2 separate regions of the Mus musculus genome follow, and region 1 is linked to region 2. The links are chromatin loops, found by intact Hi-C in ENCODE. Cell type or tissue: left cerebral cortex. All regions are shown on one strand. Links, peaks and the distances in the headings refer to the core of each region. The heading gives the core; the rest is flanking DNA.

What was found. A loop is a pair of places that touch in the nucleus more often than their neighbours do. Peaks named below come from ENCODE experiments on the same cell type or tissue, not always from the same donor. Only the 100,000 strongest peaks of a DNase experiment are listed, where the experiment ranks them.
Region 1: a loop joins it to region 2, with 2.9 times the contacts of the local background. A loop is called at or near these places in 14 of 42 quality-filtered maps.

Annotation. Positions count from the first base shown.
Region 1 is chr16:34,178,541-34,190,156 of GRCm38, reverse strand. It overlaps Kalrn (kalirin, RhoGEF kinase), which reads left to right. Exons shown (of 60, transcript NM_177357.3): 26 at 420-489; 27 at 2,653-2,742; 28 at 7,407-7,499. Among named protein-coding and RNA genes, the nearest start is that of Gm41448, 64 kb to the right of the region's middle. In left cerebral cortex, for the core only: a CTCF peak has its summit at 5,238; DNase peaks (open chromatin) are centred at 5,221, 7,434 and 8,481; H3K27ac peaks cover 1,158 bases.
Region 2 is chr16:34,121,089-34,132,704 of GRCm38, reverse strand. The region is part of intron 33 of Kalrn (kalirin, RhoGEF kinase); the gene reads left to right. Gm41448 (a long non-coding RNA gene) reads right to left here. Exons shown (of 3, transcript XR_876038.3): 2 at 644-940. Among named protein-coding and RNA genes, the nearest start is that of Gm41448, 6.8 kb to the right of the region's middle. In left cerebral cortex, for the core only: a CTCF peak has its summit at 6,968 (motif pointing left); DNase peaks (open chromatin) are centred at 6,942, 10,061 and 10,206; H3K27ac peaks cover 2,316 bases.

The DNA of each region.
Region 1 (11,616 bases), core at 2,063-10,062, 58 kb before region 2:
TATACTGTAATATATAATACTATAAATATATAATATATTTACTATATATATTTAATATAGATAATGTATTATATATATTTATGGTATGCTCAGAGTAGTTGGATTAACAAAATAAATTCAGAATTGCTCATAAAATGAAAGATCTGATACAGCCACGGTATTTCATTATCTATTTTTATCTCAAATTCGTAAACCTCAGGAGGGAATGGGGAGGGGCTATTTTAAGTAGCACTGGTTAGTCAATTACTGTACATTTTAATTGAACAAGTTCCAGCATAAAAGCTAGCTCCTCACCTCACTTATAGAGCACAGAATCCACATGTAACTGGGCCACAATTGTTATGTCCACCCTAGTACAATCCTGTAAATGGGGTCCTCTAGACCAAGGTGTCTGACACAGCCTTTCTCTCCCTTCACAGCATCTTCCTCAAAGAGCTGGAGAAGTACGAGCAGCTGCCTGAGGATGTGGGACACTGCTTTGTTACCTGGGTAACCAATCTAAATTCCTCCCCTACTGTTGATGTTTCCAGAGGTACCGCTGCCCCATGCCTGGCCTGAGGATGGCCATTACTCTTGGGTCCAGGTGCTGCAGAGGTATCACGAGTAGATCTATGAAAGGTACTGCATCTCTGGAGCACAGAGCTGTCCCTGGGAAAGCCCATGACATCACTCAAGATCCACCTCTACCTCTCTGGGAAGTTTCTTAGATGATGAGATCAGGAGAGTAGGGCAAGACCAGCACCCTTGGAGCAGCCCAGTCCGCCAGTTGCTTTTTCAGGACGTAGGTTTAGAAGCTAGAACACCATCTGTCTAATTATAGGTTACACTGCTTTTCCTAATACAGAAGAACAGAATCCTGTGCTGTCCATCCCAGGTCTGACTTATAGGATGAGTGTGCAGCTGCCCTTACTCTCACTGCCGTCACCATGGGTGGAGTCGGTGGGCCAGATGGACCAGGTCCTAATCATCTGGGCTGGAACATTAAGCTTCAGTAGCTGCCCAGTGCATGCCACCCTGAGCTCAGGCTCACAGATATCAACTCAGAGAACTCTGGAAGTCCACTTACCACACCAAGTGCAGCCAAATCCTCCCTAGGCCAGGAATTCTGCTCTGCAGTAATTACTTAGTGGTAATCTGTGCCCAGAATGGCTTCTCAGAATTTCTTCACAGTCAAGAGAGCTTATGCTTGGGAGCAGACAAGACTGCAGGTGTGTTTTAGATTTCAAACCTGAGTCTATCTTAGAGAAGCGGCAGAATACCCACTGCAATATGACGAACATCCCAGCCAGCCCTACGACTCGGGACCTGATTCCCAAACAGGCCTTCTTTTCGTGAATTCTTTGAGTTTGTCTCTAAGCGAAATTTCATTCCTCACAAAGGCTCATAGATGCTGATAAAAATAATGTACAATCTCCTACACAGACAATGTAGAGACAAACAAGACGACCATCAAGGAAAAGGATTATTTTGTGTTACTTCAAGCAGTTTTGGGGTTCCCTTTGAAATAAAAAAATAACTATAGTTTATCATCTCTTAGTGATAATTACTAACTCCTACATAGTTTAAAGTCCTAAAATTTGTTTCAGAAAACCTTTAATGATACCAGTGATGTCTGGTACATATGAACATCACCCTCTCAGGGGAGGATATCCCAGGTATTCAAAACACAGTGGTCCACCAATGGAAAAAAAAAAACACTTAGTTTTCAGAATTCATTTTCTCTGTGAAGAGGTGAGATCATGAGGTCAGGAGCTTGAGGTGACAACCTCTGTAGGAATCACTGTCCAGACTCTGACAGTGGGAGAGGGGCTGTTGGCGTAAGTGGCTTCCACGATCCCTCTAGTGAAGGCATTTGGAATATGAGCAGACCTCCCTCTGAGCACTTATTTTTTTACTCTGTATTTGCCTTGAAGGAGCGTGGATGGCCTTTGTTCTTTTCCAAGAAAAAGAACATGATTTTTGATGGTTTCAAGTGAGGGTAATCAATAAGTATGTCCTACACAACTTCAAAACGTGTTTCCATTCTTTCTCCTTCCCAGCACGGCCTGGTATTAAATTGAACTTCTGTTCACAGGCTTTTTCTACACTCCAATAAGAGAAAAAGCATTCCAGCATTTTAACAGACTGTGGTCTGAGGGAACACATGGCACTTTCCATAAGGGATTCAGTTGCTGTACAACCCATGCTGGGCGTTTTAGGCATTGTAAGGAAGGGGAATGTAACTAGCTGTGTGTCAACTTAGCACAAGCTAGAGTCATTTGGGAAGAGGGAACCTCAATTGAAAAAATGCTCCCAGCAGATTGGTCTGTGGACAAGCCCGTGGGTGTCTTCTTGACTGATGATTGATGTGAGAGGGCTAACCTCGATGTGGCCGGTGCCACACCTGAGCTGATGGTCCTGGGTGCTGTAAGAAAGTAGGCTAAGCCAGCCATGAGGAGCAAGCTAGTAAACTGCTTTTCTTCATGGCTTCTGGGTCAGTTCCTGCCTCCAGCCTCCTGCCGTGAGTTCCTGCCCTGACTTCCATGGATGATGGACCACAAGCTGTAAGATGAGACAAACCCTTTTCCCCCATGTCATGGCCTTTAATCACAAGAGTAGAAAGCCCAACTAAGACAGGGAGGAACCAATCTTTTGGTGTCTGTTCTTTTTCAGGCAGACAAATTTCAGATGTATGTCACCTACTGTAAAAACAAGCCTGATTCCAACCAGCTGATCCTGGAGCATGCGGGCACCTTCTTTGATGTAAGCTATGGTCTTCCATTGTCAACAGTCCAGGGACAGGGAGGGAGGGGAGGGGAGGGAGGGGAGGGACGCTCCTCTTCTTTACGATGAGTGTCTGCCCTTTCTTCCTTGTTCTTCTTTCCTGGTCACACTAAACCTTTATCTCATGGATAAAATATTTTGAAAAACTAAAAGAAAAGAGAATTTGTCTTCAGTTTTGCCCCATCCCATCTCAAGCATAATTTGGATGAGGCGACTTTTAGTCTATGTTTCAATACCAAACCTAGCTAGACGTAAACCTTGGGCTTACAGGTGTAATGATGTTGCCGGGGAGTTTTATTTTCTCAATCATAGCAGTCCAAAGGTGGTGTGGTCCCTGAGCCAGGCCTGAGCTTCTTTCTGAAGTGCAAATTCCCCACTCCAGATTGACTGACAGACTCTTTTCTGGACACAGCCTGGCAGCCTGAGTTGTAAGGAGTCCACTGGTGTCTTTGATACCCAGCCCAATCTGCCATCCACTTCATTGATGATGTTCATTTGCACTGTGGCTTCACACTGGAATTTACCAGCCATCTTTGATAAATCCTGAGTCCTGGGTCCTCTGAGATGCGATGAGTTGGCCCAATGCTATGATATGTGGCTAGTACTGAGGGGGGCAGATGTTGTACAGCCAGAGCTGAGCACCGTTGTCGTGAACATCAAGAGATGGGAAGGCTGGGATCCTCTGCTGTCTCAGGACCTTGGGTGCTGAATGAGAACAGTCATGGGTGGGAGGTCAATGGGACAGATCCATTTAGTGTTGGTATGGCCTATTGGTCAGAAAGCAAACAGATCAAAAGGCACTGAAGGGCACAAGGGATGTGTGAGACAGAAAGTTAAAAATAAGGAAAAATGAAAGTCAGAGAGCAACAGACTAACACTGATGGCCTCTGCTAGTCCTGTCAGAAGTGGCAGAAGCCCCTTTAGCAATGTGTGACAGCCTCGCTGAATTCATTGCTCCTGGGGCATCGTCTATTGCATGTAAGGCAGCAGGCTAAGCCCCTAGGAGAAAACAAAGGCGTTGAAACCGGGGTCTTGCACTCCACATTACAAAATAAACCTCCGGAGCATCATTCTAGGCAGACACCACCAGAGCAGACTGATTCCATGGGGATCTTGTTGCTCAATGAAGGGGTAGTTTGAGTGGGAGAAGCTAGGTAAGAAGCAAACATATATGGCTTTTTAAAATAGAATTCATTTGTAAACGGCCTCAGGTGTCTGAAATTGGAATTGCTGGGGTAAAATAAAAGTCTAAGAAAGGAACTTCTCTCAGCTGATACCAGGATTTGCTGGATATTATGTTGGATTCTCTGTACTAATGCTTCCCTTGATTGACGGTGCATTTCCTTAAGATGTCTCTGGTTGGTTAGTCATCAGAGTTACCCAGAAGGGTCTTTTTGAAGTTGTAAATGGATTGCGCCCTTCCTTCTTTCACTCAGCATCTTAATAACACAATTTCTGTGCCCTCAACATGCTTTCGATGCCTCTGTGTTTATGCTTGTCCAGCATTTCCTTTGCCTAAGATTGTCCACACAGAGACACCTATCCACACATAAACACCTGAATATATATATACATACATGTCATTCCTGTTCTTCACAAAGTCAAACGCTGCCTCCTGCACAAACCCCACACCGTGGGCATGCCCTGAGCTTTGTGTCTCTGTCATAGAATGTGTGGCAATTCACCAATAAACATACCTTCCTGCACACACATGTTCCATCCAAGAACCTTGAAACCTGGTAATGTACTCTTGATTCCTGTTTGTACAGGTCTCCGTGCCTAGTACTGTATTATATTTCCAATAGTCCTATGTTCTCTGTGTCCCTCTTTCTTTCTTTCTTTCTTTCTTTCTTTCTTTCTTTCTTTCTTTCTTTCTTTCTCTCTCTCTCTCTCTCTCTCTCTCTCTCTCTCTCTCTCTCTTTTGTTTCTTTTTTGGGGGGGGGTTGTTTGTTTGTTTTTGGATTTTGGTTTTTCGAGGCAGGGTTTTTCTGTGTAGCCCTGGCTGTCCTGGAACTCACTCTTTAGATCAGGTTGGCCTCGAACTCAGAAATCCACCTGCCTCTGCCTCCCAAGTGCTGGGATTAAAGGCATGCACCATCACTGCCAGGCCCCCTATTTCTAATCAGTTTCTGGTAAAGGAGATGGAGGAATAATAGATCATCCTAACTTAACCTATCACCTTCATGAGCTCCGAGTCTTAAAAGCAAATAGCTCATATTCCACTCACCCGCAGCCATGACACTGAGATTGTAGTGAGTATCTTCTGAGTGCTGAGCTGGAATATCCAGGATAAGCCAAGAAATGTGCCAGTTTTTAGACCTTCCTGGTGAGTTCAGTCCTACACAGGTGACACAAGCCTTGTCACCTGGCAGTTGTCAGCTTGTCAGTCTAGAGCAGTTGCCCCAGATGATCTGTTAGCATCACCCAGGAAGCATTCCCAAGCCATGCAGACTCTGATTCAAACCCCAGAGGGCAGTGTACAGCCAGGTGTGCCCACAGCCACGCAAAGTCTGTCGCTCTCTCCAGCAGTGCAGCTCTTGTAGGGAAGCTTGGGAAAGGGATGTGCTGTGTCCACTTGGTCACTTCAAGGCGTTGGCATCTTACAGTCAAGATAGCAGATTGACCCAGCATTTCCTAAATGTGTTAAATGGTTATGGAATATGTCACCTGCAAGAAACAGGACACTATGTGTTTTCCTTTCTAATGCTGAACTGTGCTATTCAGTGTTCTTGATCCACCGGTCAGTTTGGGATACTCTAAAAATCTACCCTTCCTAGGAGAAACATAACTATCACCAATGTCTTCTGCTGGAAGTCTCTCAATTTTTAAATATCTTTTTTATTTTACTACTCTCTCAATTACCATACGTTGGATATAAAATACTATACTACAGCTTAAGAGTAAAGTCATCTGTGATCCTAGAATGGACCTCTGATCTTCACATACACATATGTGCATGTACACACAAGTGAACATGTACATACACACATATACTCCCCAGAAAAAATAATTATACGCATTTTAGTTATTAACAGACCCCTCCCCCCACCCCACAAAAGCACTAGTAATCACTAGCCCATTTTCCATATCTATAGCTTCATATAAATGGGATATATATATATATATATATCTTTTTGCCACAGGCTCCATTGATCAGCTGATAGGTATTTGGGTCATCCCTGCACAGACATGACTTTTCATTTTTCTTGGTTTCATCTTGGGGATGGCATTGCTCAATCATATGATGCCTTTTTATCTCTGTGCCCGGGCTCTTGTTAGAACCTCCTAGTTTGTCTGTTTCCAGTCTCTTTCTGCTCTGCTGCGGTCAGGCACTGTTAGCTCCTCTGAAGTGGTCAGTGCGTATCTGCTCTCTTTCAGATCTACACTATTCTGCACTGAAAACCTTGCCTTCAAACCCCTTTTGTTTCCCCCAACCCTGCTCCATCAGTAGCCGACCCAGCTCTGCTTCTCCGCTCCTGCTTTGGTTCCTTTCCGACTCCTGAACCTACTTTCTTTTACTCCCTTCCTCTGTGCTGAGGCATAGTCCTCATCTCCTAACAGTGATAATTGTGTTGGTCCAGGCTTTATCTCGCTAACCTCCCTTCCCAATGCTATCTTTTTATTGGCTGTGACAGACTCTGTGTCCTTTGCAGTTCTCTAGCCTCTATGTGTTACACAGTCTCAGCTCTTGGGTACAGGACTAATCTATGCCCTTTCCTGTCCTCTCTACACCAAGACTCGGAAGGTGCTCAGTTTGAGGTTGGGCACAAGGGTGATTAATAGGTGAGACCAGAGGCACCAACATCACCTAAAAGCCATCCTGTTGACTGGGGTGTGATCTGTGGGGATGCTCACCATGTATAACAGTGGGGGTATTGCTAAGAATGACTCTGGTTTCCAACTCAGAAGCCCTGAGGGACTCGAGAGGTGACTGTAGTGAGAAATGTGGAAGAGACAGAATAGTGATCTAGGCTGGGTTGTGCCAAATCCCAGCTGGGCGTGCTAGGAAGAGCCTTGTTTATGGGAGGGTGATGACAGACAAGACTCCTTCTGAGTCTCCCCGCTCTCCCTGGCCCCTGTACTGCCTGTTTCCCAACCTCTTGACTTAGTTCCTACTCTCCCACCTCTCTCCCCTCTCACCCTGCTCCTTCTCACCTCTGCTCCCCATCAGTCTGTTACTGACTCTCTCGCCTTTATCCTGTGATCTCCCCAGTGCTGTCCAGTTTCTTCATCTGTCTCATGAACCCACTTCTTTCCTAAAACCTTCTCCCTTTTTGCGGCCAGTTCTCAACTTCTCTCAGAGTCTGCATGTCTGTCTCTCTTGGTCTCTCTCGTTTCTCCTCCTCCTCCTCCTCCTCCTCCTCCTCCTCCTCCTTCTTCTTCTCTCTCCCCCTCCCCCTCTCTCTTTCTGTCTCCCCCCACCCCTCTCCTTCCCCCCCTCTTCTGCCCCTCTTCTCCCCCTGCCTCTCTCTTTCCACCTCCTACTAAAGAACATTTTCTTATGAATGTCTACCTTTGTCTATTTTTTCTTTCTCCTTATCTTCTCTTCCTCCTTTTAGAGCACATGTGCACACACACACACACACACACACACACACACACACCCTGTTCTCTGTCTCATTATGTCTGTTTTCATCCTGTAGGAGATCCAGCAGCGGCATGGCCTGGCCAACTCCATCTCCTCCTACCTAATTAAGCCTGTCCAGAGGGTTACCAAGTACCAGCTGCTCCTGAAGGTACCTCCCCTCCCACCCAACCCTCTCTCCTGACCAGAGGACTTCTAACAGTGGGCAACCCTCATCTGAACCCTTTTCTCTACAGCAGAGCCTCAGATGAGCCCACCCCACCATTGCTGGCCCAAGATCATGTGTCCTATCCCACAGAATTCTACATGTTTGTTCAGGGACAGAGATAAAAAGAAAAGGATGTGGGAATAAGTTGTCACTATTGTTCACCTCCAGCTACCATTGCAAACTCTTAGAGATTATCACCTCGGGCACTGGGCAGCTCTGTCCATCCCTCCTGAGCAAATCCCTCCTCCTATGGGCTTCTCACTTGCTGGGTCCAGGATGGAGGTCTTGAGGATACCGTGATCTATACACCCATTGGTATCTTCCATCTCCTTGACTACTGTAGCTGTGAAAATCACAGGGTTATTGACAGAAAATAGCCACACACCAAAAAAATGTATTAAACTCAATGACATCTTGAATTGTAGAGACCTGTGAGTACTTCTGAAGTTAACCAAGACAGTGGATTTTCAAACTCTAGTTTTGAAAGAGTTCAGTAATCAGATTATACAAAACACTAAGTCAGTTGGGTTTTCTCTTTCTTATATAAGGATATGCCTATATTCTAAAAATAATATCATTTCTATAGGAAGCCAGTGTAGGGGGTAGAGGTTTTCTGTCTTTTGAATATATCGTCGGTTGTTCATCTGATAAAAAGGACAAAAGGCTAGTTAGTGGACTTGTAGAAAGTGGTGTAATTGCAGAGGAAAATTCAGTTCCATTTATGTTTAGAGACAGCAGCAGAATCTTGCAGACTCCAGCTTCCCCAAAGTGAAAGCCATTCCATCTTTCAGACCCAAGGTTCTCCTCACATGTTCCCCTCATGGTCCCTGCTACCCAGGTCTCTGGAGAGGGCACACAGTGACCACGGTTCTTCGTGGGAGACTTAAGGCTTCCTTAGGGCAGCAGGCCAGTGCTTCTTTTCTGTTTTCTGTGTGAGGGCAGAGCCTGCAACCAGCCTTCCCTCCAGCCTCCTTCCCCATCCTTCAGAAGAGAGCACAGGCACACGGACTGTCTGGCCCAGCAGAATGGCTTAGAGACAGAATGGCATCGTATGCTGGGCTTCCGCTGGGCGTGGGAATCATCTGTGTGGGGATAGATCGTGTGGACGACATGTTGGCTCTTGGGAGCAGAAACGCTTTTGCTTGCTTATTTATTTATTTATTTATTTATTTATTTATTTATTTATTTATTATATGTAAGTACACTGTAGCTGTCTTCAAACACACCAGAAAAGGTTGTCAGATCTCATTACAGATGGTTGTGAGCCACCATGTGGTTGCTGGGAATTGAACTCAGGACCTTCGGAAGAGCAATCAGTGCTCTTAAGCACTGAGCCATCTCTTCAGCCCCCCTTTTGCTTCTTTACCTTTTAAAGTGTTAATGTAAAGACCAGAAATTCCCGTAAGGTCTCAGGGCAAGGAGTCTCTTTCCTAAAACCTCAGTGTGATTCTGATATTTAAACCACAGGAGCTGTAGAACCTTCTCAGTGTTTGAGTCTCAGCTCGTAGACTGTAGCCTGGAACTCCATGAACAGCGTTCTCCTTCCCTGTCCTGCTTAGTGCTTGACCCTTAGAAGGTAGCTTTCTTGTGCTGATAGCCTTTTTCAAAATTGATTTTTGTGTGAACCTGGAGAGATGCCTCAGCAGTTAAAAAGCTCTGGCTGTTTCTTCCAGAAGCCCTGAGTCCATCCCCAGTACCTACATGGCAACTCGGAATTGTCTGAAACAATCCCACAGCCTCCATGGGTGCCAAGCATGCAAATGGTGCACAGACAGACATGGAGGTTTATGTGCACCCCTGCACATAAAATAAAATCACTCTTAAACTTTGGTTTTAAAGTAGATTTGTGTGGCTTTTGCTTTAACTATTACAAAGCCTTTGCAGGAATGGATAGGGTTGTGAGTTTTGAAAGAAAATAGATAATGATGCTCCCAGCCACATTGCCCATCTGGAATCTATTAAGATGTTGTTCTCAGAGAAACACAGCCATTCTCCTCTCCCTTTTAGCCTGGTAATGCTGAAGTTCCCTAGTTATGTGAGTTATGTGAGAGGGGTTTGGAAGGGAATAGAGTTGGAATTAGTTGGGCTCTGGACTGCCGCTCCAGAATTAAGTGTTTTGGGAGAGAGGTATTTGTCCAGGGAATTGAGAGGCAAACAAATAAGGTAGCAGTGATTTTATTGCAGGGAAGTTGTAAAATTATTGTAAAAAGGTAATTTTAGCCTCTTTAAGATGTGCTGGTGGCAGGGTGCCTGGTGGGTAAAAATAGTGAGCTTTACTATAAATAACATGGCATTTATTTTCTCTTTGAAGTCAGTTTAATTCCAAATAAATTGATCTTTAATTGTCAGTATCCTCTGGGGCTCATCACTTAGCTGTTACAGGAAAGTGAAACCATGTCATTTGGAGTGTTTGATCCTCCGTAAATCTGCTGCCGCTGTCCTTTTCGCAGCTGAAATTAAATGTGCAGGCACCTCCTTATCAGGAGCTATCGAAAGGGCCCTGGAGAATTTATTGGTTCTTTGGGTAGACTGGTAGACTTGTTAAATTGCTTAGGGGATTGAACTAATTGGTGTTTTCTGTTGCAAACTGAGGCTATTTTTCATCTCTCCTCTGTGCTTTACCCGAGGCATCCCTTTGTTGATGTCTGAGAACAAAGTAGGGAGGGAGGGTTACCTGTAGGAAAGGGTGGGGACACTAGAGAACTTCAGGTAGGAGAAGCATAACTTTCAGTACAATGATGACATTATGTCAACTGGAAAGGACTGAACCAAGACTCCAACTTTCCCCAAAGTGTGCTCTGTGTGAGTACCCCAGCCTCCTTTGATCATAGGAAAACGTCTCCAAGATAACTCAGGAAAACCTAGAACCAGGATTTTTGTTTCAGAGTCTCACTAATCACCTATTTTCCCAAGGAGAGAGCTTTACTTATAATCTTGGTGGAACAGATAATCCCAAGACAGTGGTGACCCAGGGAGGTGTCCAGAACCGTGGGTGAGGTTCCGCCCCTCTCCTGCACCATCCGAATGTGCTCCACCCAGGATCTCCCAGTGATGGTGTGCCTTTCAGCCACTTCACCTGCAGAAGCATAGTTGCTTTTTACTTAGAGACCTACCTCACTAGCTCTTGTGTCACTTTCCAGAGAGCTATGCCGTTAAAGCCAGGTCTGATCACTACAGGAAGTGTTAGCCAGCCAGTTACATCCTGTTTCAGAACATCCCACAGAACATTACTCTCCTGCAGGCAAGTACCTGTAATTTATGTGCCAGGAGACATCATAGTTAAGCTTACAAGGTTTGAACTCATTTTCTTTCCTAACGCATCTTGTTTGGGGTAAAAGCCATCCCAAATGGTCTTGCAACTAGTAAGATGGTTGAAAAGATAATATCCTCCACCAAGCAGACACTGTGTATCTGTCATTGGGATTTTGATGAGTGAGACTGCAGTGGAAAGGTGAGAGCCAGAAGACACGATGCCCAGGAAGTAAGGCAAGCCCTGTCCTAGGAGGGGAGGGGTGAAAGGGATGTGGATAGGCTAGGGTGGCGACACCCCAGCTGTGCATTCCAAGCTGCATCTCAGGCCCTGTTTGGCCTCCGTTTCTCTCTACCTCAGTCTCCTATGAGGTTACCAAAGTCCTCATGCAAAATCTCATTCATCGGTCCCAGGTCAGGCATACCTGACCCTTGCTATCCTTTTAAACTGGGACCTGCTGTAAATCTATAATAGCCTCAGATTGCTTCCAGCAGGATGGGAGTCAGTCATAATAGTAAAGGCTGTACATGACAGTAACGTCAGCCATGGCGTGCAGAGACCCACAAAGGCAGCGCTACACACCCTCTGTTCTTCACGCTTTCCTTTTTGGTCCCACCACCCTGCATCTCTGCAGCGTGCTTCACCGGATTCATCCCCTCTCCAGGAAGGCAGTACTGGGACAGAGTACTCTAGGCTTAAAATTCTAGCCTTTGGAAACGGGGTTGGATTGGCTTCATTTGGACCTGATAAAACTCATCTGGTCTTTTGAGGGTTTGGGCAATAATTAATAATCCCCATCTTACCTTTTTA
Region 2 (11,616 bases), core at 2,253-10,252:
CTACCAAGAATCCACAAGGCATGGCATGAAGCCTCCACCAACACTCCATCTTGTCTCGCTGCCACCTGTCCATCTCACATGCAGGCTTTGCACCCTACCCTGACCTTTTGCTCAGTCTCTGGGGTCTCCTAACAAACTACCTTAGCGCCAGCACACTGTGGCCCCACTGGCCTCTCTCCTTCCCAGAGCAACCTTTTTTTCCCCCTCGGGTAAATGCACCATTTGCTTGCTATTTCCTACCTCAAGGTCCTGACAGATGAGAACTAGTTGAGTTAACTGTGTCAATAGCTGTACTGCAAATGCAAGCTTCGGCTGGGAGGTGATGTCCAACTTAGCAAGAGCTACCAAAGCACACAGAGGAGAGGCCATATCATTTGTCATTCACCCTGGTCCAATCACTTGTGAGCACAAAGGGACTAGACTCCGGCAATAAATGTTGCTGCCTGAAGCCTGCACCATAGTCAGCTGTACCAGGAAGTCTTTTCATACAGGAAATTGCAGCCATGTCACAGAAAGCCCTTAGCCCACCTACTCTAATGTGTAAAGTCCAGTAAGCAGATCATCAGGAAGGCATCTGAAAGTAATAGAAAATAGAATCTAGCAGCAGAGACTCTGTTGCTCAGTCTTCAACCCTGGAACTTACTGTCTGTATGACTTTGAATAGATCATCCAAGCTCTTTGAGCCTCAGCCTCCGAACTGGAAAGTGGAGTATCATGAGAGTAAACTGAAATTGTAGATACGGAAGCATTTTGTTGATTACTGTATTCGTTATGCGTCTATCACTGTGCTAAGACGACATGATCAAAGCAGCTTGCAGAAGAGTTTCTTTGGGCTTATGGTTCCAGGGGGGATACATTCCATAATGACAGGAATAACATGGTGGCAAGTGGCAGACATGGTGGTGGCTGGAGCAGGAAGCTGAGAATTTAGACTTCACATCTGAAATGAAAGCAAGAGACAGATGGCAAATTGGAAATAACACAAGGCTTTTGGAATTTTAAAGCTCCCCCATCCCCACCAGTAACATACTTCTTCCACAAGATCACTCTTCTTAGACCTACCCAAAGAGCGCCACCAATTGGGGACCAAGTATTTAAATGCCCTTAGACTGTGGCAGTCACTTAACTTTCAGACCACCACAGCTACAAAGTACCATACCCATGAAAGGGATATTACCGTCTCTGTTCCTCTCCTCTGTGTGCTTTGGCAGCTCTTACTAAGTTGAACATTACCTCCCAGCCAAAACTTGCATTTGCAGCTCAGCTGTTGACCCCCCCCCCCCGTCAGAATGTACAGAAGCGGCACAGAGACAGGGTAGGGGTAGAGTTGTCATTCTTGTTGCTTTCTACATGGCTGTCCCAGGCACACTGTTCCTCTAGTGTGTCAGAGAGCAATGGCGTTTCAGCTGGCAGTCCTTAGTCTCCTGACCCAGGTCCCCTCTATTTGAGAAGAAAAGCAGATAGTTAGCTTCCTCAGCAGCAGCAGCAGGCACATTCCCTCAAAATGGAAAGACCTGAAGCAAGAAGCATTTATTTGGAACTTTCTGTGGAACACTTGGCCAGCAGCTCTTATGTGAGATTCCTCTTGAGGGTGGGGTGAATAGAGCAGCAGGTCTCTCTCCCTAGAGGCTTGAGGGTCACTGCTCATTTGCTGGGCTCTTGTCACTAGGCTGTTCCTTGTCTCGTGGATTCTGTAGAGTTGTCAGTGTGTCCTCGAGACACACCAGCGGGCTGCAAGTAATGCAAGGGAGCTACAGGTCCCTGTCTCTCAGCCTCAGAAGTCCCATGTCAGCACAGCCACCCTCTTCTCACCAGAAACAGTTGCTAAGCGCAACTAGAGGGGAGGAGAAGGCAACCTCTACCAGCTGTCAAACTGGTTGTGATGGCTCCTGCCTCTGGTCTTAGCACTTGGAAGACTGAGGCAGGAAAACCCTGAGTTCAAGGCTAGCCTGGACTACATAGTGAGTTCAAGCTACATAGAGTCTATCAAGAGAGGGGGGAAGGAGAGGGAAGGGGAGTAATATCGGCGAGGGAGAAGGAGAGAGAACATTTTTTTCTCTGCAAATGAATTTCTATAACAGATAAACTCTTTTAAAGTTATTTGATTAAAGATAATTCTCATTCAGAAGTAATCTGTAGAAGGGAAATTAATTTTTGACAGCACCATCTCAGGAGAATATGTCTGTCACAGACAGAAGAGTGGAATGCAAGAATGGGCTAAGGGATAGAAAGCCAAAGGAGAGCCACAGCCTGGGCACACGCAGTTCTGAGTTCTGGCACTGGGTTTTCTTTCAGTTGAGGAAACACTGAGTGAGCAGATGCAGGTTTGAAGACACAGTCTCAAGGGATCCCAGTTCAAGTTACAGAGTGACCCAAATACACAGAAAACAAGTGGCAGTGGCAGAAGCTTACGTGAACCCTGCCCTTAAATACTGTGGCTGGGTACCTAAGCTCATGCTAAAAATGGTGGCACACACCTTTAATCCCAGCACAGAGGCGGGGCAGACAGACCTCTGTGAGTTAGAGGTAGCCTAGGCTACATAGCAAGTTCCAGGCCATCTAGGACTATGGAGTAAGATCCTATACCCCCCCCCAAAAAAAAAGAAAAAGAAAAAAAGATTGTCTAGGTACTGAAACCTCTGATAGATATCACAATGAGACAAATAACATAATATAAACTTAATGATGGCATAATGTACTAAATACTATACTACAGTCACCTAAGCTGATGTTAAGTGCTGCCATCCAGGATCGACAGTCACAATGTCTCTCGTTGCCATGACAAAATATTTGACAGAAACAAATTAAATGACAAATAGTTTATTTTGACCCACAGTGTCAGAGAGTATGAACTATCATGGTAGGGAAAGTGTAGTGGTGGCAAGAGAGTATGACAGAGCTCCTCCCATAGTGACTGGGCCAGGAGATACAGAGCTAGACTGGAGGTGGATGCAGTCCTTAAATGCTCACCCTTAGTGACCTACTCCTACCTTGTTCCAAAAACCCCAAGTCCCAAAGGTTCTACAACCCCCAAAACCAGCTGGAGACCAAGTACTCAAATATGAGCCCATGGAGACATCCTATATACGAACTGTAACAGGGACCGAGCTCATATTAGTATCATAAAGGTTCCTGACATACATGAAAGTGCATAGAACAGAGGCAGTTCTGCAGCCCTGGGTTATAAGGAGTTCTGCACCCCCACATCACATGCTAGCATGGTCCGCACACATGCATTCAGACACAAACAGCTTGTACTGTCTTCCCTTCAGCACTTGTCACTAACATTTGTCGACTTCACCTGTGTATCATGTTTTCTGAGTGTTTCTACTCAATGCAAACTCCAGGTGGACAGAAGTGGTTACCTTTGGTGCTGAGTTCCTGTGTCCTATAGGAGAGCCTGGAACATAGCAAGCTTCCCATACCGGTCTGTTCAACAAATACGTGAGATAGACTAGTAGTAAGGAAACTGAACTCTAGCCTTTATTAAAGGAGCAAGACAGCTTTGAAGGTTGGCACTGGGGAGAAGGATGCTCCAGGCAGAAAGGGCCACTGGACACCTGAGAGTCCAGGGATTGGCCATTGTGTGCCTGGGTCTGTAGATGGCAAGTTTTCAGGGCAAAAGTTAGGATCACAGAGGCAGGTGGAAGAAAGCATCACACATGGGGTTAGGAGTCTGAGTGTTTTCTCTATGGCCTTGCTCTAATCTGCGAAGGCTCCTACACACACCTCCATAACCTAAAATCTGTTTGTTCTGCATTGCCCAGTAGTCCTACAAAAGGGTAAGACTGTAGATCCTGGCGTTCCTTGTGTTCTCTCTCCTTTGCTTGACAGCCTGAGGTCAGTGTTAGGCCCTGGGAAATTCTATGGCCTTGGCAGACATTTTGTGCTGAGGGAATGAGCCCTGATTTTCTTACCGTACTTGTCCCCTGCTCTACTGTGTAGAACACCTTTCCTTGTTTCTACTTCATGACTGATGTTAAAAAGAAAAAACAAATCTTCGTGTAGCTATGATCCATAGCTATGCACAAGTGTCAGGTCTCCACACAGATGCTACAATGTTGTAAAGGCCCAATGGATGAGAACCTCTGTCTCCCACCCTTTGCCAAAAAGAGCAGCGTGCCCTGGCTTGAGTTCCCTCCAGAGGCTGAGAGAGAAGGCAGAGCTGCACCTGCTTCAGAGATGGCTCCATCTTTATCACATCTGTGTCATTAGTCCCTGCTCATCTGTGCCATTAAGACAGGTCTGGGGTCCAACCAAGGCCTAGTGCCACATGCCCCTCCTCTCACCCTGAGGGAGCCCCCTTTGAAAACCTGAAGCCCAGCCTCTCTGCAAGGCTCTACCACAGTGGCACCCACGGTAGACGTGCTCTCTCTTATTTGCCAGTTCTGGGCTCCATCTGGACACTCCTTTCCTCACTGATGAGATAGGAGATATTCCAAAGCTGTCGCCCCTGGCCATTCCTGACTAAGTTTCCTCTGCCTCCCAGATGCTGAAAGGAGGCCCAGAGCATCCCCAAAGGTGCAGTTCCAAACTCTCCCTCCCGCCATTCCCACAGGTTCTGGTTTTCCCCAAAGATATAAGAGAATCTGTTCTCCTCCTGAGAACTACCGCAGGGAACTCTCAGCTGCAGCCTGGGGTTCCCAGAGCCTGGGATTTCCATCACCAAATCCTCCATCCCTGACTTCTCTTTCCGTCCAGAACATGTTTCAAGCCAAGCTGGTCCACTCTAGCCACTGTACTCCAAAATCCAGAGGAAGCAGCACAGGAAGAAATGAATAATAAAATTTTAAATATGTTTAAATCAAAATTTCTCTTCCCTCCCTGAAATGACCTGTCTGTTCTCAATCCCTGTTTGATATAATTGGCTCATATTTAAAAGTGAATAAAATCCCCATCCCTGGTTCTTGAAGGGTGTATATACTCTTGACTTTTCCCATTGCCATAGTTGCTAAGTCTTAAGTCTAGCTTGAGTGTTCTGCTGGGAGCTACATCTTACTTTTCTTCTGTAATACCTCACCACCATCACCATCATGGTCACTGCCAGCCATGGTTGTCAGAAGGAAAGGAGGCAAAATCCTATGTTCTCAGCCCTGACTGCTCAACACCACTGGGCTATTTAGCAGGACCAGGTACAGGCTGGCCTGGAGGGGACATCACATGCAGCCTCAGAGGCTCAACCAGCCTTGCCATTCAGGTACCTCCAGCTGCTCCCTCCTTTAACAAACATCCCCCTATTAATTTGGCCTTCATATTCAAGTGTGGCATATTCAGTGTGGGACTGAATCCTGGAGAGAAACCATGTCCACACCTCTAACATTTCGCAGATGATACAGCCAATCTGTAATAGAACTTGAGTCAGATCCAGAGCTGCTGAGCTCCAACCCAGATTCTCAATCACCATGTTGTCTTGAAGGTTCTTAGCCTGACCAATTCCCATAGCCATCACAACTGACAGATACATCGCATGTGGGATAGAAACGCTGACTTATTTTATGGCAAGAAAAGCTCAAAGTGACAAAAATTGTAAGGAAACAGTAAGAACCGCTTAGCTCTTAGTAAATGATGTGCATAAAGACATGTATGCACACACAGGCATGCATACACACACACACACAGCTACAGTTCTTTTTAATGATAATAAACCATGGAACTATAAGATACTCCATTGTTAAAACAGTACCATAGAAGAGGGGAAATTGATAAAGTTAATAATCTACTATAAAACTCGACATAATGGTGCACACCTTTAATCCCAGCTCTTGGGAAGCAGAAACAAGTGGATCTCTGTGAGTTCGAGGTTTGGTCTACATAGTGAGTTTCAGGACAGCCAAAGTCTAGGGCTATAGAGAGAGACCCTGTCTTAAACAAAACAAAAACAAAAATCTACCGTAAAAATACTTCAATAGCTAAGCCAGAAAATAATTTTATAGTATGCATACATGCACAAATCACCTAAAATGTCTTTAAAAGTTACAGTCTGAGGAAGTTCCAGAAGTAGTTCAGGATGTCCAACAAAGAATGTAAGACATATGATATAGGAACCATGAGCTCCAGGAGCAAAGAGGAATAGAGAACTATCTCAGTTGGAATATTGACCATCATTAAGTCCAGGGGAAGAAATGACCAGGACATAGCCCAGGCATCATCCAGAAACCCAGTAGAGAACATATTTGGAGAGGCAAAAGCCAAACAAGTTGGGCGTATGGGGAGATCCAGAAGTCCAGGCCTAGGGGCCGCACGTACGTGGCCGGATGGTCTGAGACGAGTAGACACAGTAGCCCAGAAAGAAGTGCCTGCAGAAAGGCTTTGGTTGACAGTGAGGACTAAGGTTAGCATGGGGCTGGCCAACAGACGGAAGAAAGAGTTTTAGTCATTTACAGCACTGCCAGATCGGTTATAACTATCTCAACTAGTTTGTCCAAATGTATTTTGAGATCTGGGTGGGCAGGTGGTTAACCCAGGATAAGCCATAAGGGGACATGCAGGAAGAAGGAAGAAGAAGAGGAGGAGGAAGAGAAGGAAGAAGAGGAAGAGGAAAATGGGAGAAGGAGGAGGAGAAGGAATAGGAGAAAAAGGAGGAGAAGAAGAGGAGGAGGAGGGGGAGGAGGGGGGGAGGAAGAGGAACAAAAGCAGCAGCAGCAACAACAACAACCACCACCTTGGTGCACAGTGTTTTGGACGGGCATACAGGCAAGAACCAGGAATCCTGGATCACACTTGCTAAGGTTACAATCAGACCCCACAACTTGCTCTGGTCTCTGGTTGCTCATTTCCTAATGAGGAATTCCTTCCCAAGAAACAGTAAACACCTGGTACCCACCAGCTGTGATGCACAATGGCTTCCTTGTGGTTTCTGCCTGAACTAGAAGTGTACTTCAGCTGGGCAGGAGGACTCTCTTGAGAGCCTGCCATCTGCTAAGCAAGTTGGTGGTTTCCTTTTCTAACTCCTAGCCGTTGCTGCTCTCTAGTGGCCAACAGTGCCTGCCAAGTCGGTCCAAATAGTAAGGACAGGAGGGGAAGGTGGAGCTGCACTTTATAGGCACAGAGACTAGGGAGCAGTAGCCAAGGGTATCTAGAGGGTGTGTGACTGTACATGCAGAATGGAGCAGGAGGGGAGATGGGGTGATCAGAAAGGGTCATCTTGTGAGCCACAGCTGAACATCTGAGGCTTGATCGTAGTCTGCACCGTGAAAACAATCACTTCCGGTCTTTGGCCTGCTTTCCTCCGATGTTCAGCTCTCTAGTGTCCTATGACAGCAGACCTTTTGCAGGGCTGCCTGGAGGCATTCAGAGAAACTCACAGCTTTTGTCCTTCTCTTTAATCTCATGTTTCCCCCAGCCATGTCTGCTGCCTCCTCCGAAGGTCAGCTGGAGTTCTCTTTCTGATGATGCAGGAAATTGCCTCCCATGGGCACAATTAGAGTCATGGTGTAGACAGCCTTGGTCAAACTCAAGACTTACTGGGATGGCCTCTCTCTTGGTGGGATTGTCGCCTCCATGGGTAAAGACCTGCTTAGCCCTCCTGGGCATATCTCTGTTGATAACTTGTGTGGGCTCTCCAGAGGCAAAGAAGTGGGAAAGAAATGAAGAGTAGCTGCCACTACCCTTAACACTCTACTAAATTCAACATCAACTCTCTGTTCTCTGAAGCCTGGGGAGGGGCAGAGATAAAGAACAGACAGTGGGTGCATAGAAAAATAATACATTTTTTAAAGATAGAGAATAAATCAGGGAGTGGTGTCACATGCCTTTAATTCCAGCACTAGGGAGGCAGAGGCAGGTGGATTTCTGAGTTTGAGGCCAGCCTGGTCTACAGAGTGAGTTCGGGGGCAGCCAGGGATACACAGAAAGAAACCCCGTGTCAAAAAACAAACAAAAAATGTTTTTATTGAACACTTGTGGCTGAAGGACATAGGACATGTGAGACTGCCGCTTTGAAGATGCCTGTAGAAAGCTCTATTCTGGTCAGGAGCAGGATTCCTCCTTGGAATTTTGGAGGAGTTTGCCATTCTCTTTGTTTCACTGTAGCTTTTGAAATCTGCTGTTGCCAAGGACTGTTACTGTTGTGTCTCACCTGACTCCTCCTCCTCTGCCCTCAGAGGGCTTCAGGGTGGCCTTTTGTAAAATATTTCCTAGTGCCATGCTCCAGGATGGGGTTTTAATTCTTCCTATCAGCCTCTTGAAACATCGGGTCAAGAACCACACTGTAGTGTGTCCTGCTCATATGTATCTACCTGTTTTAGCCTCTGTTAGGCTTCTCTGAAGCTGAGGATACGTGTGCATGCATGAGGTACACCAGATGTTGGTACAAGGAGCAGGACTGTTGTCTGTCAGGTGTCATCGTGATGTGCTTTGGTGGAGAGACTCTCAATGTCAGTATTCAAGTGTCTCTAAGTCCTCTGGCTTCTTCAGTAAACAATGGTCAAATCTATCCAAATGTTTCTATTGTCAGATCTATCCAAATGTTTCTGTTTGGCTGCCAGTGCTCTGGGGGCTGGAGGAACACAGTGGTGGCCACTTTCCTACTTCTGTATGTAGACCTGCATTGAATTTCAACTTTCCAGAGCAGGATGGACAAGATAGAGGGCAGGTTTAAGGGTCTCTACAGACTTTTAACCCATCCACCTGCCTTACCTCCACGTATACACATATCCACATATATGCATGTGCACACATATACATAGACACAGTATATGCTGCCTGGTGCTTCTACTTCCTAAGCCTGTCAGGGGGCTATGCAAAGCTAACTGATTGGCAGGCACCTTATCTCCTCTCTCTGTTCTACTAAGTCATATGGTTCTGTTATGTCTACTGTCTGTCATTCAGAAAGTAAAGCATAATGAAAACAGGTTGGCCTCTCCTGTACATGTCCACCTACATGATCTCCTATTCTCTTTGTTCTTAAAGGTTACAACTCACCCTTAAGTAATTTTTGTCAAGTTTACAGTTTAGTAGAATTATAGACAAACCAAAAAAGGTGAGATGATTTAAAAGGGGAAGGGTCCTAGGGCAAACGGACTATAGGGCCTAGGACACAGTAGTGGAAACAGACAGGCAGCCAGTGGGAGCACTCCGTGTTGCAGCCAGTAGGAGCACTCAGCATTGCAGCCAGTGGGCGCACTCAACATTGCAGCCCAGTAGGAACACTCAGTGTTGCAGCCAGTGGGAGCACTCAGCATTGCAGCCAGTGGGAGCACTGCGTTTTGCAGTCAGTGGGAGCACTCCATGTTGCAGTCACTCTGCTTTCCTACACATCCGGCATCAATTCATGAGACACAGTCACAGGCGTGCTCAGTAGGCATTCATTGAGTATACACTACATGCCAGGCATCACTCTAGACTCAGAGGATGGACAAATTTAAGCACAGATGACTTCTACTCAACTTGATCTTTTATTGTGATGCAGATGTAGGTGGCAAACGATATAACACATTAATGAAAAGTGCTCAGGCCAGGCAGTGGTGGCGCACACCTTTAATCCCAGCACTTGGGAGGCAGAGGCAGGCAGATTTCTGAGTTCAAGGCCAGCCTGGTCTACAGAGTGAGTTCCAGGACAGCCAGGGCTATACAGAGAAACCCTGTCTTGAAAAACCAAAAGAAAAAAGAAAAGAAAGGAAAAGAAAAGAAAAGAAAAGAAAAGAAAAGAAAAGAAAAGAAAAATGCTCGAGGTGATTAAACAGGAATGCTTCCCACCATGAATACAGAAACAGTCTACTCAGGGAATGTCTGAGGTAGTAGGGCCCCAAGTCCAATTTCTTCTCCTAAGAATGAGGATTCAGGTATGGAGAAGGAGAAGGATATAGGCAGTGTCACGTAGAAGGAGCTCTGTAAGCTCTGAGGCCTCCCAACTCTCCTTCCCATGTTCTTCCAACTATTAATTACTGTGCAGTCCATGAGGCCTTCGAGGCCATGGAGCCCCTTAAGCCCTGTAGAAAACGGTAAGATGAAGAAGAGGCTCCTTCTATCGCCCAGTGCGAGCACACAGAGTAAGCACATCACGAATTGTAGACTCTTAATTGGACCTGGCAGCTCCCCGGGCATCCATGCAAAGTGAAGAAATCCCAGAGCTGTGTGATAATATTCCTGCATCCTAATGTTGCTTTTCACATTTGCTTCAGACATTATAACCAACCAAGATAAACCACAGCAGTAAATTGTCAAATGACTTAAGTTCCGAAGAGCTCATCTCAGTTCCCCGGTACTGCAGCTCACGGGTTTAGAGGCATTTGGAAACCACCATGCAGAGGCGGGCCAGCCATGGAATAATACGTGCCCAAAGCTTCTGCCCGCAGGGGACCTGCCCACCCTCTCCCCTTTTCCTCCAACTAGCGTGCCATCCTAGAAAGGCTGCCGTTTTCCCTCCTAGTTACGATTGTTGGTTTGTTTTCAAGGATGTTTTTGGCGTTGTTATCGTTATTTTTGTTATAAAACTGTTGGGTAGATGAGAAACGCTGGACAGGACTGGTTTTTAAAAAAGGAAGCAGATGGGAAATTACCCAAGGGCTATGCTCAAAAATGCCAAGGCTAACATTTTCATCTGCTCCAATGAATAGTGATGTTCTTCACTTAACTATATATACGACTTTATATACTGTTCTTGGTTTGTTTGTTCTTATGTAAGATACACAGTTTTGATGCTATCCCAAAGCTTTCTAAATAGTTAGTGAGTACAGCAATCAGGAGGCAGAGTCAGGCAGATCAACTGTGTTCCTGTTCCATACATAGTACAAGAGGCTCCCTGGGGCAATCCAGCTCATTCGGTTTGTCAAGGCAGGGTTTCTCTGTGTAGACCAGCCTGTCCTGGTCTCTGTGTAGACCAGGCTGTTTTTGAACTCAGAGATCTGCCTGCCTCTCCCTCCCAAGTGCTAGGATTACAGGAGTGCGCCTCCACTGTCCAGCTTCACACTGATTCTTAAAGGAGGCTTCCAAATGCTAAGCAAGCAAAAATAGAGCTAAGGAAACAGTCATTTGTCTTTTAACTTTATAAAGCTTTGCATTAAACTTACATTTTCAGAATCAAATATACTTTATGCAGTTATCCACCATCAAAAGCAAAAGTCCCATGACAAGATTAGAGCGAGGGGGCTCAGCAGCTAAGAGCACTGACAGCTCTTCCAAAGGTCCTGAGTTCAAACTCCAGCAACCATATGGTGACTCACCACCATCCGTAATGAGATCTGACATTCTCTTCTGGGGTGTCTGAAGACAGCTACACGCCAGGGGCGAGAAGCAGAGTCCACATTCACACCGTAGTGGGTAGAAAAGGTTGGCTCAGCAGAGCTGGTTTTCTCAAGATTGTCCGAGGGAAGAGAGGAGCCAGTGACTGGCTTGTCCTTTGGTGGATCAGAGGGGGAGGCTGACACTCCATGTGATATCGGTGGAGAGGCCACCCATTGCAAAAGAGAGAGTTAAAGTGCACCCAGAGGAGATCAGTGCAGAGCCAGGAGAAGGGGGAAAGGTAAGCTCTGAGACTGGAGAGACTGGCGAGGGGTAACTAACGCTGTCTAAGCTCGTGTCCGAGGAACTGACAAGCAAAGCTAGCTGGGAAGATCTGTATGTGTGGAAGAACTAGAGAAGAGATTGGGGTGGGGACCTCGGCATCAGTGCTGCCTG